Regions from separate parts of the Homo sapiens genome. Here region 2 is linked to region 1. A link is an interaction called in ENCODE POLR2A ChIA-PET data of the cell type or tissue named here. Cell type or tissue: MCF 10A. All regions are shown on one strand. Links, peaks and the distances in the headings refer to the core of each region. The heading gives the core; the rest is flanking DNA.

The links. ChIA-PET counts read pairs that join two places held together with the same protein. Peaks named below come from ENCODE experiments on the same cell type or tissue, not always from the same donor. Only the 100,000 strongest peaks of a DNase experiment are listed, where the experiment ranks them.
Region 2: POLR2A ChIA-PET joins it to region 1 with 6 read pairs; 2 of 35 experiments call an interaction of 5 or more read pairs at or near these places.

The regions. Positions count from the first base shown.
Region 1 is chr1:152,950,791-152,959,152 of GRCh38, forward strand. No RefSeq gene overlaps it. Among named protein-coding and RNA genes, the nearest start is that of LINC01527, 5.8 kb to the left of the region's middle. In MCF 10A, for the core only: no CTCF peak of the experiment used is centred there; DNase peaks (open chromatin) are centred at 3,191 and 3,801.
Region 2 is chr1:153,118,057-153,126,418 of GRCh38, forward strand. It overlaps a transcript of SPRR2F not described here. Among named protein-coding and RNA genes, the nearest start is that of SPRR2F, 8.7 kb to the left of the region's middle. RefSeq lists an enhancer at 4,729-5,472 and a silencer at 4,928-5,017. In MCF 10A, for the core only: no CTCF peak of the experiment used is centred there; DNase peaks (open chromatin) are centred at 4,975 and 5,255.

The DNA.
Region 1 (8,362 bases), core at 1,702-6,701:
CCTCAGAATTCAGAGGAGACAGACAGAATGAGAACAGTAAGAGCTGTTGAGGGTAGGAAGGAGAACTTGGTCCTCTCTGTAGTCATAGCACCTACCACAGGGCTCCCAGGGACTTGCCTGTTCAGTGATGAATACCTAGAGAAGGTGCAGTTTCTAGTGGAAGGACAGTAGGATTTGGCTAGGACAGAGAGCATCCCAGAACTGGATACAGCAGGAGCCAATGCTGTGGGATCCAGGTGTGCCCAGGAGGGCCAGCCCTCCGGTATATATCGAAGCCCCAGGACCAAGTGGTTGGAAAGTACGGCTGCTCACATCTGCTGTATACCACAGAAATTTGGGGGATGGCTCCACTTTTGTGACCTACTTCTCCTAACTCTTTTCCCAAGATATTGCATTCATCAGAAACTCAAGTCTTAGATACAGAAAACCAGCGAAAAGTTAAGTAAATCTTAACTGAACTCCCAGGAAGTGATGTAAAGTTTTAAACATTTTCCCGTATTCAGATATATCATTGAGCAGTCTCCAAATGTCTCTTTGCTCTAGTTCCATATGTTATCTTTCCCAGATTTCTCTCATATAGGCTCTTACCCTACTTGATTCAGCAACTTAACACGAGGTTCCGTTTTTCCTCTCTAGGCTTCATTTAATTTTCTCCTCTACTAATTATCATAATCTCCAGGTGTGCACATGTGCATGGATACATCCGTGTGTGCACACATGCTACGAGAGTGAGCAAGCCATAATCTAGAAATGTCCTTAGACGAGAAAAAGACTGCAAGTATGTGACCTTGCTGATTCTTCTTTGAATCCTGTCACACTAAGTTTGGATTCCAGAGCCACCCTTCTTTTGCATGTGACCTGGAACGAATCACATAACTTTTCTATGTCTCACTTTTCTCATCTGTATAGTGGGAAAACAACTGCCTCTTTGGGTTGATGGGGGTGGGGAGTGTTCAATGAGACAATGGAAATGAAGAAGAAAACATAGCATGACCCTAGGAGGTGTTGGATAGATTTCAGCTATCGTTTTGATGACCGTTCTCCAGGTCCTGATCAAGCAGCAAGCCTGCAGACGGCACGCTCCCCTTATCCCACCAGCCTCAGGACATGGGCTCCAGATCTTCAGTGACACAAAGTGTGAGGGAGCAGAGCACATATTGAGGGAAGGGACAAGGATCTGTTAAGTGGAGCAAAGGGTCTGAGCAGGTATTCATGGGGAAACAAGATTTAGTCTACAGTATAAGTACCCCATTTGGTGGTTGCCCTTCTCTTCCAGAATCTTCACCTTTGTGACACGTGCCCACAATGAATCATGTCCTCAAGGCAGTCCTGGGTGGTTATGGCTCATGGTGACTTTTACCTGTTGTTTTGTAAAGTGAGCTGTGTCTTTTTGAGGCAGGCTATGTTCCCTGGAGGCTTCTGAGATAACCAGACATTTACAAGGCTCCTACCAGGGTAAGATGTGGGGGACTTCTGCAGCACAGATGCACACAACATTCAAAGGAAAATAAGGATGCAACACATCACCAGGAGGAGATGATGCCCACCAGGAGAACACATGAAAGGAAGGGCATGCTGAGGCTGACAAGCCAAGGAAGCACCTACAGGAGCAGGGATTTGACCGACAGGGAAGTTGCCCAGCATTTATGCACATTAGCCTATTGCATGGTGGTTCCACCCTATTGAGGCAGGTGTCATTATTGCCATGACAGATGGAAGACTGAGGATCAGCAAAATCACTTATTTGCTCATAGTGGTAATGGCCTGTAGGTGGTAGGACTGAGGTTCAAACTCAGTGTGTTCTGGCTCTCTGGTCTTATTCTTTGAAACACAGCAAGTGGTCTTACATTGCTAGTGGCTAGGAGAAGCATAATGCCCGGACCCTGTCCTTTGAGAGTTTACCATCCACTGTTTCACTAGAAAGGCAGAGCTAGGCACGTTCGCAGTCACACACTTACACTTGTATGTACACAAATATACTCATGCATGTTTTTACATCATTTGATGTAGACATCAAAATAATATCTACGCCTCTCAGACTGACATTGAGCGTTGAGAGTGGAAGCTGGGGTCAAGTCCTAGAGGCCCCCTGCTGTGGATGCATCAGCCTCCTTATATCCTTATGGTGTGGGGGGCTGCGTAAGCAACCAGGGTGGTGCCAGGGCATGACAGGAAGGGAAGTTGGTGTGGCAGCCATTGGCCACCTATTACAAAATATTTTTAATATTTTTAAAACCATGGATTCAGTAACATCTGTGCAGACCGGCATGTAACTTCTGAATATCAGCCCTGTGCACACTCACTCTTGCACATTCACACGTTTGTCCACATACACTCATATTCCCACAAATATACAGCTCATTAACCCTCACATGAGAGCTCACCACACACCAACACACACTCACATGCGGTCAATCACACTCAAGTATGATTACACCCACTGACACACACTCACAGACACCCAGATGCACACACACACTCACACTGTAATTCCCACTGTTGAGCATGGCCCCAGAACATCAAATCCAGCTCTACTCCTGTGACCTAGTGACTTGTCCTCTCCCCTTTCTCCAGGCCTCTGCCACATTCCAGCAAGGATGTCTCACCATCTGGCTTGAGTGAAATTTCCACAGAACAGAGGTCTCAGGATGAAGAGTGTGATGCTGAGGGCTTCGAAGGGGGTATGCCTTCATCAGAGAAGTGCTTGTATACATATTCTCTTTATTCTGCTCCAAACAAAGAAATTCCATGGAAGATGGCATGGTAGGGTGCAGGAAAGAGAGTACCTACACATCTTGGAGTGTGACAGACCTGGGCTCAAATCTCCTCTTCCTTACTTTTGTATTAATCTTGGCCAACTTAACCTTTCTAAGCTAAAAAATGAGAATAACTTGAACTTCAAGTCCTAAATTTGAAGCTCAGAGTTTCTGACAGCAGTGGTGTTCTATCTTTCCCTCATGCCCTCCTCCACAAGCCCCAGGGAAAGGGAACCCCACTGCTAGATGCACATCCTGCTGTGTATGCCCAGGTTGTGGGGAGCAGGGGGACCCTAGCTGGTAATGGATTTCTGCAATGAAGCTTCAGCACTCGGCAGTCAGTCATCCTTTGAAGGAAGCCCTGCCTGTGGGTGCGGCCAGCTTCAGTGTGCTCCACCATCTCCTGCAGGTTTGTACGTGTGCCCTGGCAATCTGACATTCCTGGGAGAATCACAGATGCCTGGCACTGAAGACGCCCTGGGCGTGGCTTATACCCACCTATGCTGAAACTCCTCCCAGTCACTTTGGGGCTATCAGTTCGGCATGCCATGTTTAAGTGTGTTATTGTTGTCTGGGGGTCTTGTTCATACGCAGAGAACAGTCATTGTTTTACCCCAGACTCCTGACCCTTGATATTTGGTCCTCTGTCTTCTGGAATTTTTATGTCAACTCTCAGGAATTAGACTATGCAGCTTCCATCTCACTCTTAAATAAAATAAAAAGGGAACCATTTTCCCTGTCCTGGGCTCTCCAGGCAGCCCTTTGGCTCAAGTCTCCTCTGCCACCAAGGGCCGATGATGTGTGTGACATGAATGCTCATCTTCGGTGGACTTAGGAGACACTGGAGCTCTGAATTAGGAGCACTGGACAGAGTATATGAGAGCTGAGTATTGTCTTAGTTATTCTGCTGTTCTTCTGCGGGACCCAGGACAAGTCATTCCCTTTTCCCAGTGTCCTCACCTGTACATGACAATGTTGGACTTCCTGAACTATTTCTAAGCTTCTTTCAGTTCTGACTCTGTATGAGGTGACTCACGCTAATCTTTGTGTTTAATCTCTTCGCCTAATGATTCATCATCATGGAAAACCCTAAAAGAGGTAAGTCTGGGGTTGAAGGCCACCAGATGCTTCTGCATGGAGGCGTAGAGAAAGCTTAGCTAAAACATGCATCTGTATTTGAAGAGCACTCGGGCTTAGGACTAACTTTCCTCCCTCCAGGGAACCAACACATCCACCTTCCGGGGCCAGGTGTGTGTGTGTGTGTGTATGTGTGTTTAAGCAGCAATTTACTACTATAAGCAAGACACTATACTGGGATCTTAATACTTATCTTATATAATATACATTACTACCATATAAGTAAAAAATTTAATTTTGCAAATGAGGAAAGCAAGAACCAAAGAGGTTATAAACTTTGCCAGCTGAAAGAGCTGAGAGTCAAATATAGATCATTCTTGGCACAGAAAGACAAATACCACATGATCTACTTATGTGTGGGATCTAGAAAGTCAAACTCATGGAAGCAGAAAGTAGAAGGGTGGTTACCAGAGGCTGGGCATTGGGGAAGGACTGGGGAGATATTGGTCAAAGCAATATAAAATTTCAGTTTGATAGGAGGAATAAGTTCAAGAGATCTATCCTACAAGTGATGACTACAGTTAATAATGTATTATACACTTGAAAATCACTAAGAGTAGATTGTGTGTTCTCCCCACAAAAAAAAAAATCGTATGTGAAGGTACACATATATTAATTAGCTCAATTTAGCCATTCCACAATTTATGCATATTTCAAAACATTCTGTTGTACACAATAAAGATATACCACATTTGTCAATTAAAAATAAATTAAATAAAATTCCTTTAAAAATTTAAAAAGAAGAAAAAAGTCAACATTAGAGAAACTGGAAGGATATATAAAACCGCTTTGTACTATTTTGCAATTTTTCTGTAAACCTAAAATTATTCCAAAATAAAAATTTGTTAAAAATAACAAACAAATATAGATCTGTCTTTCATATAGGCCCACCCTTTTTTTTTATTATACTTTAAGTTTTAGGGTACATGTGCACATTGTGCAGGCTAGTTACATATGTATACATGTGCCGTGCTGGTGCGCTGCACCCACTAACTCGTCATCTAGCATTAGGTATATCTCCCAATGCTATCCCTCCCCCCTCCCCCCACCCCACCACAGTCCCCAGAGTGTGATATTCCCCTTCCTGTGTCCATGTGATCTCATTGTTCAATTCCCACCTATGAGTGAGAATATGCGGTGTTTGGTTTTTTGTTCTTGCGATAGTTTACTGAGAATGATGATTTCCAATTTCATCCATGTCCCTACAAAGGACATGAACTCATCATTTTTTATGGCTGCATAGTATTCCATGTTGTATATGTGCCACATTTTCTTAATCCAGTCTATCATTGTTGGACATTTGGGTTGGTTTCAAGTCTTTGCTATTGTGAATAATGCCGCAATAAACATACGTGTGCATGTGTCTTTATAGCAGCATGATTTATAGTCATTTGGGTATATACCCAGTAACGGGATGGCTGGGTCAAATGGTATTTCTAGTTCTAGATCCCTGAGGAATCGCCACACTGACTTCCACAATGGTTGAACTAGTTTACAGTCCCACCAACAGTGTAAAAGTGTTCCTATTTCTCCACATCCTCTCCAGCACCTGTTGTTTCCTGACTTTTTAATGATTGCCATTCTAACTGGTGTGAGATGATATCTCATAGTGGTTTTGATTTGCATTTCTCTGATGGCCAGTGATGATGAGCATTTTTTCATGTGTTTTTTGGCTGCATAAATGTCTTCTTTTGAGAAGTGTCTGTTCATGTCCTTCACCCACTTTTTGATGGGGTTGTTTGGTTTTTTCTTGTAAATTTGTTTGAGTTCATTGTAGATTCTGGATATTAGCCCTTTGTCAGATGAGTAGGTTGTGAAAATTTTCTCCCATTTTGTAGGTTGCCTGTTCACTCTGATAGTAATTTCTTTTGCTGTGCAGAAGCTCTTTAGTTTAATTAGATCCCATTTGTCAATTTTGGCTTTTGTTGCCATTGCTTTTGGTGTTTTGGACATGAAGTCCTTGCCCACGCCTATGTCCTGAATGGTAATGCCTAGGTTTTCTTCTAGGGTTTTTATGGTTTAAATCTAACGTTTAAATCTTTAATCCATCTTGAATTGATTTTTGTATAAGGTGTAAGGAAGGGATCCAGTTTCAGCTTTCTACATATGGCTAGCCAGTTTTCCCAGCACCATTTATTAAATAGGGAATCCTTTCCCCATTGCTTGTTTTTCTCAGGTTTGTCAAAGATCAGACAGGGATGCCCTCTCTCACCGCTCCTATTCAACATAGTGTTGGAAGTTCTGGCCAGGGCAATCAGGCAGGAGAAGGAAATAAAGGGTATTCAATTAGGAAAAGAGGAAGTCAAATTGTCCCTGTTTGCAGATGACATGATTGTTTATCTAGAAAACCCCATCATCTCAGCCCAAAATCTCCTTAAGCGATAAGCAACTTCGGCAAAGTCTCAGGATACAAAATCAATGTACAAAAATCACAAGCATTCTTATACACCAACAACAGACAAACAGAGAGCCAAATCATGAGTGAACTCCCATTCACAATTGCTTCAAAGAGAATAAAATACCTAGGAATCCAACTTACAAGGGATGTGAAGGACCTCTTCAAGGAGAACTACAAACCACTGCTCAAGGAAATAAAAGAGGATACAAACAAATGAAAGAACATTCCATGCTCATGGGTAGGAAGAATCAATATCGTGAAAATGGCCATACTGCCCAAGGTAATTTACAGATTCAATGCCATCCCCATCAAGCTACCAATGACTTTCTTCACAGAATTGGAAAAAACTACTTTAAAGTTCATATGGAACCAAAAAAGAGCCTGCATCGCCAACTCAATCCTAAGCCAAAAGAACAAAGCTGGAGGCATCACACTACCTGACTTCAAACTATACTACAAGGCTACAGTAACCAAAATAGCATGGTACAAAACAGAGATATAGATCAATGGAACAGAACAGAGCCCTCAGAAATAACGCCGCATACCTACAACTATCTGATCTTTGACAGGCCCACCCTTTTGACTATGGTTCCCATGGCTAAGCTGAATATTTTCCAAGGCAGGCAGGGCTGAGGTTTTTCTCATCTACATTTCATTGCACTAGTTGAAAGGGAACTCTGGGTATGTCTAATGCAATGCCTAGATGCAGGTTATGGCCTCCGTGGAGCTGGCCATATCTTGCTCCTCATATGGCCTTTATCTTGCTCCTCATAGCCTGGAGGAAATAAAATATAAATGGTGAAACAAGTGTGCATGCTAGGGCTTCTCTGATGGGAAAGGGTGAGAGGTCAGTGATTTTTAAGAGTGACAGGAAGCAGTAAGCCATATTCCTTTTGTCTTCATTGAATTCCCTATTCCATTCTTAGCATAAGACTAGATTTAGGTGGTGTCCTCTGCCTTGGCACCCTGAGAGCAAAGTGTGTGTGTATGCATATGTGTGTGTGCACGCATGTCTTCATGCCTGTACATGTGTTCATCTGCGTGTACATATGCATATGTGCATGCTATTGTCTTTGTGAACAATCAGGAAAGTGTCACCAGCAACCATAATCTTAATAGTTTCCCAATGGTCTTCCATCGTGCCCTGTTATCACTGCGGCCCCCTGTGAGGAGAGTTGTTAAATTAGAATCTTGGGGGTTTTTTGTTTGTTTTTTAAGGTGCTCATTTTGATTCTCCTTAGTACAGACTGGGAGCAGTCAATAGAATAGTGCTGGCTTTGCCATCCCAGGGGGCAGGTGCCCCTTGGTTGTAAGGCAGGTAGCAGAGAACAGTGGGTAAAGTAGGAGAGACCAAATAAAACAGCAGGCACCAGTGTCAGATGCATATGAACCAGAGCAACTCCATCTTGAATAGGAGCTGGGTAAAATGAGGCTGAAACCTACTGGGCTACATTCCCAGACAGTTAAGGCATTCTAAGCCACAGGATGAGCTAGGAGGTGACCACAAGATACAGGTCATTAAGACCTTGCTGATAAAATACCTTGCAGTAAACATGCCGGCTAAAACCCACCAAAACCAAGATGGCCACAAGAGTGACCTCTGGTCGTCCTCACTGCTACACTCTCACCAGTGCCATGACAGTTATAAACGAATGGCAATGTTAAGAAGTTACCCTACATGGTCTAAAAGGGGGCAGCATGAATAATCCACACCTTGTTTAGCATATAATCAAGAAATAACCATAAAAATTGGCAACCAGGAGCCCTCGGGGCTGCTCTGTCTATGCAGTAGCCATTCTTTTATTCCACTACTTTCTTAATAAACTTGCTTTCACTTTACTCACCCTGAATTCTTTCTTGCACAGGATCAAAGAACCCTTTCTTGGGGTCTGGATCGGGGCCCCTTTCCTGTAACACCAGCACCTTGTAAAAAGATGTACCAAGGCCAGGTAGAGCCTCATGACTCACCTGCAGATGCCGATAGAAGGACACCTGCAGCTCACAAGGGCTGATAACAAGCTCCTTCTATCTCCAGATTGGGCCAAGAAGGGCTCTCTGGCCCAGGGCTAGA
Region 2 (8,362 bases), core at 2,098-7,097, 170 kb after region 1:
TGTAACAGATTTCAAAATATGCCCACAAAAAATAACCTGGATTCAAATGTTTATAGTAGCTTTATTCATAATTTCCAAGAATTATGATCCACCAAGGTGTCCTTCAGTAGATAAATAGATAAATAAACTGTAGTATATCACACCCATAGAGTGGAATACTGTACAGTGACAAAATGGAATGACCTATCAAGACTCACAAAGACATGGTTGAATTTTAAATGCAAATTGATAAGTAACAGAAGGCCGTCTTAAAGACTACATACTTTAAGGTTCCATATATGTGACTTCAGTAAAAGATAAATTTACACATCCAAAGAGTTCAACAAACTCCTAGTAAAATAAATTCAAAGAGAGCCACACGGAGGCACATTATAATCAAACTATCAAAGAGAGAATATTCAAAGCATCAAGAGATAAGTGAATCTTCATATATAAGTGATCCTTAATAAGACTGTTGACCAATTTATCATCAGATGTCTTGGAGATCAGGAGGCAGTGGGATGATATAATGAGAGTGCTGAAAGGAAAAAATGGCAACCTAGAATTTCGCTTCTGGCAAAATTGTACTTAAAAAATGAGGGCGAAATTATAACATTCTCTAATAATCAAAACCTGAGGCGGTTCATTGCTCCTAGATTTCCTGTGTGAGAAATGATAAAGAGAGCCTTTTGATTTGAAGTAAAAGGATGCTAGAGAGAAATTTGAAACTGTATGTAGATATAAAGGTCTCTGGTAAAAGTACATGGGCAAACGTAAAAGCCAGCATTATTGTAATTTTAGCTTGTAACTCCACTTTTTATTTTCTACAGGATTTAAAATGCAAATTCATAAAATATAATTATAAGCCAAAGTTAGTGGACATGCCACGTAGAAAGATGTAATTGGTGAAATCAATAACATAAAAAGGGGATAGACTTTTGTCAGAGTTGAATTTTTTATGCATTTACAGTTAAGTTGGTGTTAATTCAAACTAGATAACTGTAACTTTAGGATGTTATATATAATCCCCATTGTAACCCCAAAATAAATATCTATAGAACATATACAAAAGGAAAAATAAACACAATCAAAAAGTTTTTCTACAAGGATCAACTGAACACAAAATCAAGCAATCATGGAAGAAATGAAGGACAAACAATATACAGTAAATGCGGAAGGAAGACCTTCGTCATCAATGATTACTTTAAATGGAATTCCTTGAATGGAGAATTAAACTTTCTAATCAACAAACAGAGATTGGTGGAATGGATAAAAAAGAAAAAAGATCCAACTCTATGCTATTTAAGAGAGACTCACTTTACATGGAAGACACAACGGTTGCAGAATCAGGAGAACCAGAAAGACCACGGGGTAAAAGGAGGAGGATTTATTGAATGCACTCAGACCCAGAAGATTAACGTCAGAAGATGTGCCAAGAACAAAGACAGCACTTAACTTTTATACACACTTTTAAAAGGGGATGGGCTAGCTTGAAGCAGGCTTACAGTGGCGTGAAAGTGAGGATACAGAGGCAGAACAAAGACAGTTAATCAAATTTTAACAGGTTCATAACTCAGGATTACACATGACTGTTGCTATGTAACCAAGATGGCCGTTATCTAGGTTTGCCCTAGTGCCTAGCACAGCTTATTCCATGACCTTCACTACAGCGCCCAGGTGGCCATAATTCAGGCCTGCTCAGACAGCTCATGTCCTTCACTGTTCCACTTAGACAAAACAGAATACTTGAAGTTACTAGATACAGAGAACAGGAATCTATAAACTTATACCATAAAAGAAAGGAAAATTTGTTTTTCTCCTCCCTGTGTTGAAAGAGTGCTGGGAGGGTCTCCAGAGTAGATTTCTTTGTGTACTAGCTTCTTAGATAATGTTTATCAAGGCTTTTCCTGGGTCTGGGCTGTGCCTGTTGCTGCCTCTGAGATAAGTCAGCCTAATACAGGAAAGCTTATTTCTTTTTCTTTTTAATTTTATTTTTCTTTCCTTCCTTAATTTCCCACCTCACAAACAGGGTGAAAGTAATAGGATGGAAAAGTAAATTCTATGCAAATAGAAGCCAAAAGAGAGCTGAGGTGGCTAAACTAATATTTTGTAAAGCCATACTTCAAGTTAAATACCATTATCAGAGACAAAAAAAGACATCATATATTGATAAAAGGATCAATTTACCAAGAAGATATAGCTATTATAATCATACATTCACTAAATATCAGAACTCCAATTAATATATGAAGCTACACTGAAATAAATTTTTTAAATAATTGACAGATCTATAATAAAAGTTGAAAACTTCAATATTTCACTTTCAATAATGACTAGAATGACAGAAGTTTGAAAAAAAAAAAGATGATTTGCGAAAAAGTATAGACCAATTAGACCTAAGAGGCAAATAGAGAATACTCCACCCACCAACAGCAGAATCCACATTACAGTTTTCTCAAGAGAACATGGAACACTCCCCAGGATAGATCATATATTATATTATGCTGCAAAACAAGTTAATATATTTTAAAAGACTAAAATCATACAAAGTACTTTTCCAGTCATGATGGAATGAAACTAGAAATCTATAATCAAAGAAAAACTGGAAAATTCACAAATTTGTAGAAATTAAACAACACACTCTTTAACAATCAATGGGTCAGAGAAGAATTCACAGGGAAAATTAAATACTTTGAGACTACTAAAAACAAAAGCATGTCATACCAAAACTTATGGGTTGCAGCAAAACAGTGCTAACGGAAATTTGTAGCCATAACCACATGCATATTTTAATGAAAACAAACACCTCAAATCATTAACCTCATATTATATCTTAGGAACTTTAAAAAGTAAAGCATAATAAACCCAAAGCAAGTAAATAAGAGGGAAGAGAGTGAAGATACATAAAACAAAGGACAAGCAATCAATAGGGAAAATCAACAAAACTAAATGCTATTTATTTGAAAATGTCAACAAAACTGACAAATCTTTAGGTAAATTAAGAGAAAAACAGATGTAAGACTCAAATAAATAAAAATTTTGCAAGTGTGAAATTTACAACTGATTTTACAGAAATGAAAAGGATTTTAAGAGAAGACTGAAAAATTCTATGTCAGCATATTGGATAACCCAGTTGAAATGAACAAATTCTTAGAAATACACTATTTATCAAACCAAATCATGAAGAAATAGAAAATCTGAATAGACTTATAACATGTAAGAAGATTGAATCTCTAATCAAAAACCTCACAGGAAAAAAGATCTAAAGCAGAAAGATTTACTGGTGAATTATGTATCAATTGTAACTCAAAGCAGGGAATATTTCCTGACTTGTTCTGAGACCAGCCTTCCCTGGATACAAAAAGACACTATAAGAAATGAAAACTACAGATCAATGTTTCTCATAACATTAATGCAAAAAATCCTCAAATAAATTTCATGCACCAAATTTAGCAACATAATTAAAAAGGATTATACAACATGACCAACTGTGATTCACTCCCCAATCCAGGAATTGCTCAGCATAAGAAAATCAATTAAGGTGATATACCAAATTATCAGCAGAAGAAAAAAAAAAGATGATCCTCTCAATCAGTGCAGGAAGAGCATTTCATAAAATTCAACCTTGTTTCATAATTAAAAAAAAAAACTGCCAGGCACAATGGCTCACGTCTTAATCCCAGCCCTTTGGGAGACTGAGGTGGGTGGATTGTTTGAGGCCAGGACTTTGAGACCATCCTGGGCAACATAGTGAAACCTCATCTTTACCAAAAATACAAAAATTAGCCAGGGGGTGGTGGCATACACTTGTAGTCTCTGCTACTCAGGAGGCTGAGGTGGGAGGATTGCTTGAGCCCAGGAGGTCAAGACTTCAGTGAGTTGAGATAGTGCCACTGCACTCCAGCCTGGGCAATAGAACAAGACCCTGTCTTAAAACAAACAAAAAAGGCCGGGCGCGGTGGCTCAAGCCTGTAATCCCAGCACTTTGGGAGGCCGAGGCGGGTGGATCACGAGGTCAGGAGATCAAGACCATCCCGTCTAAAACGGTGAAACCCCGTCTCTACTAAAAATACAAAAAATTAGCCAGGCGTAGTGGCGGGCACCTGTAGTCCCAGCTGCTTGGGAGGCTGAGGCAGGAGAATGGCGTGAACCCGGGAGGCGGAGCTTGCAGTGAGCCGAGATCCCACCACTGCACTCCAGCCTGTGCGACAGAGCGAGACTCCGTCTCAAAAAAAAAAAAAAAAAAAAAAAAATAGTCAATAAACTAGAGATAGAAAGAAACTTCTTCAAACTGATAAAGGCCATATATGAAAAAGCCCTGCTAACATCAAACTTATTGGTGAAAGATCAAAAGCTTTTCCTTTAAGATCAAAAACAAGATGGGGATGCCCACTTTCTCAACTTCTAGTCAACATACTATTGAAAGTTCTAGTCAGTGCAATTAAGTAAGAAAAAATAAAAGGCATCCAAGTTGGAAAAGAAGAAATAAAATATTTCTGTTGACAGATAATATAATCTTGCATGTAAAAAAACTCTAAAATATTATCCCAAAATCCCCATTAGAGCTAATAAACATATTAAGAAAAATGAAGATTTGCTTCAATAAAGTTTTCTTCTATACTACCAACTCCTACACATAAATAAGAAAAAAAATCCTAATAAAAATTATGTAAAAGGCATGGGAAATTTTTTACAAATAAAGAAACAGTCAAGTGAAATACAGGGGAGAGGAAGCAGCAGAAAGAGCCCTGTGGACACTCTCAGTCCCCAAGGAAGACATTTCTGACTTTGTCTCACAGGAGTCCTTGAGGAGGGCTGCCAGTGGAAGTGGGGAAAGACCACAGACAGAAGGAAACTTCCAGCTGAACTTTGTAACAATTTCAACTGAACATGAAGTTTCCTGGACGGAACCCGGGGGAGGGGGTGAATGTGAGCACAGCAGCTGCAGCAGACAGGGAGGTGTGAAACCTGAGAGCCCTGCTTACTTTCTCAGCAGGAAGGCTTGTAGCCAGAGGCAAATTCTCAGCCCTGCTCACCTGCTGCCTGGAAGTAAACCCAGTGCTATTAGGGAGGCACAGTGGGAGTGAGTGAGACCAGTTTTTCAGGCTGCATGGGAGCTGAATGAGGCCTGTAACTGCTGGCTTTCCCCCACTTCCCTGGTGACCTGTACAACACAGCAGAGGCAGCCATAATACCCCTGGGAACATAACTCCATTGGCCTGAGAACCACACCTCATCCCCACACAGCAGCTGCAGCAAGCCTCACCCAAGAAGAGTGTGAGCTAAGACATGACTAATCCTACCCTAACCTGATGGTCTTTCCCTACCCACACTGGTAGCCGAAGACAAAGGACATAATCTCTTGGAAGTTCTCTGGCCCTGCCCACTGCCTGAGAAAACGAAATACTTATCTGGTATCGGGGGAAATTCACCCCAGATATTTCACATAGGTTCTTTTCTATTTTCCCTAAGTGTCAGCTTGTCTGAGAAATAAAGGGACAGAGTACAAAAGAGGGAAATTTTAAAGCTGGGTATCTGGGGGAGACATCACATGTCAGCAGGTTCCGTGATGCCCCCTGAGCTGTAAAACCAGCCAGTTTTTATTAGGGATTTTCAAAAGGGGAGGGAGTATACGAATAGGGTGTGGGTCACAGAGATCACATGCTTCACAAGGTAATAAAATATCACAAGGCAAATGGAGGTAGGGTGAGATCACAGGACCCCCAGGACCAGGGCAAAATTAAAATTGCTAATGAAGTTTTGGGCATGCATTGTCATTGATAACATCTTATCAGGAGACAGGGTTTGAGAGCAGACAACCAGTCTGACCAAAATTTATTAGGCAGGAATTTCCTTGTCCTGATAAGCCTGGGAGCGCTATGGGAGACCGGGGCTTATTTCACCCCTTAACGACAACCATAAAAGACAGCCATCCCAAAGCGTCCATTACAGAGGCCTCCCCTTAGGGACGCATTCTCTTTCTCAGGGATGTTCCTTGCTGAGAAAAAGAATTCAGCGATGTTTCTCCTATTTGCGTTTGAAAGGAGAGAAATATGGCTCTGTTCCGCCTGGCTCACAGGCAGCCAGAGTTTAAGGTTATCTCCCTTGTTCCCTGAACATTGCTGTTATCCTGTTCTTTTTTCAAGGTGCCCAGATTTCATATTGTTCAAACACACATGCTCTACAAAACATTTGTGCAGTTAACGCAATCATCACAGGGTCCTGAGGCAACATACATCCTCCTCAGTTTACAAAGATGACAGGATTAAGAGATTAAACTAAAGACAGGCATAGGAAATCATAAGGGTATTGATTGGGGAAGTGATAAGTGTCCACAAAATCTTCACAATTTATGTTCAGAGATTGCAGTAAAGACAGGTGTAAGAAATTATAAAAGTATTAATTTGGGGAACTAATAAATGTCCATGAAATCTTCACAATTTATGTTATTCTGCCATGGCTTCAGTCGGTCCCTCCATTCGGGGTCCCTGACTTCCTGTAACAATCCAGGCAACCCTGGGGCAAGCTTGTATCTCCCCTATACTACTGCAGCTGATGCTGTCTGGAAAGTGCCACCTCCTGTTTGGAGGCCAACAAAACACAAAACCAGCATGCTAAACAAAACTACAAGTAAGGACCCTCACAGAGTCTACTTCACTCCTCTGCTACCTCCACTAGAGCAAGTGCTGGTATCCATGGCTGAGAGACCTGAAGGTGGATCACATTACGGGACCCTGCAGACACTCCCCAGTACCAGGCTGGAGCCCAGTAGGTCTGCTGGGTGGCTAGATCTAGAAGAGAGATAACAATCACTGCAGTTTGGCTCTCAGGAAGCCACATCTCTAGTGGAAGTAGGAGAGCACCAAATCAAGGCAGCACCCCATGGGACAAAAGAATCTGAACAGCAGCCCTTGAGCTCCAGATCTTCCCTCTGACATGATCTACCCAAGTGAGAAGTAATCAAAACAATTCTGGTAACATATCAAAACAAGGTTCTTTAACACCCCCAAAAGATCACACTAGCTCACCAACAATGGATACAAACCAAGAAAAAAATCTCTGAATTGCCAGAAAAAGAATTCAGAAGCTTGATTATTAAGCTACTCAAGGAGGCACCAGAGACAGGTGAATACCAACTTAAAGAAATTTGTAAAGCGTTACAGGATATGGATTAAAAAATCTCCAGAGAAACATATAGCATAATTAAAAAACAATCACAACTTCTGGAAATGAAGGACACATTAAGAGAAATGTAAAATACAATGGAAATTCCCAGCAATAGAATTGAACAAGTAGAAGCAAGAACTTCAGAGCTCAAAGACAGGGCTTTTGAATTAACCCAATCCAACAAACAGAAAGAAAAAAGAATTTTAAAAAATGAGCACAGCCTTCAAGAAGTTTGGGATTATGTTAAATTACCAAACCTAAGAATAATTTGTGCTCCCAAGGAAAAAGAGGAATCTAAAAATTTGGAAAACATATTTGAGGGAATAATCCAGGAAAACCCCCCTGGCCTTACTAGAGATCTAGACATGCAAATACAAGAAGCTCAAAGAACACCTGAGAAGTTGATTGCCAAAAGATCATCACCTAGACACATAGCCATCAGGTTATCTAAAGTCAAAACAAGAAAGAATCTTAAGAGCTGTGAGGCAAGAGCATCGGGTAACCTACAAAGGAAAACCTATCAGGTTAACAGCAGATTTCTCAGTAGAAACACTACAAGCTAGAAGGGATTGGGGTTCTATCTTTAGCCTCCTTAAACAAAATAATTATCAGCCAAGAATTTTGTATCCAGCAAAACTAATCTTCATAAGTGAAGTCTTTTGCAGACAAATGCTGAGAAAATTCACCACTACCAAGCCAGCACTACAAGAACTGCTAAAAGGAGCTCTCAATCTTGAAACAAATCCTCAAAATATACCAAAATAGAATCTAATCTCCTTAAAGCACAAATCTCACAGGACATATAAAACAACACAATGAAGAAAAAAAAGGTATTCAGGCAACAAATAGCATGATGAATAGAATAGTATCTCACATCTCGATACTAACATAGAATGTAAATGGCCTAAATGCTCCACTTAAAAGATACAGAATGGCAGATTTTAGACCAAATCTATGTAGGTTACAAATGGGAGCAGTTTTATCAGCAGTCAGGTAGACAGGCTGCTGATAAAACTGCTCCCATTTGTAACCTACATAGATTTGGCTTCTTTAAAGGTCACAAATGGTTTTAGCTGGGGATGAAATGCCTTCCCTTAGCCTTCTTCACATTAGTAAACATAAGAGCACCCTGCCTTACAGTCATAACCAGGACCCTTGGAGCTTTGATAAAAACTGCACTGTCTTATACCACCAAGAATCTTCCAGAATCTCAAGA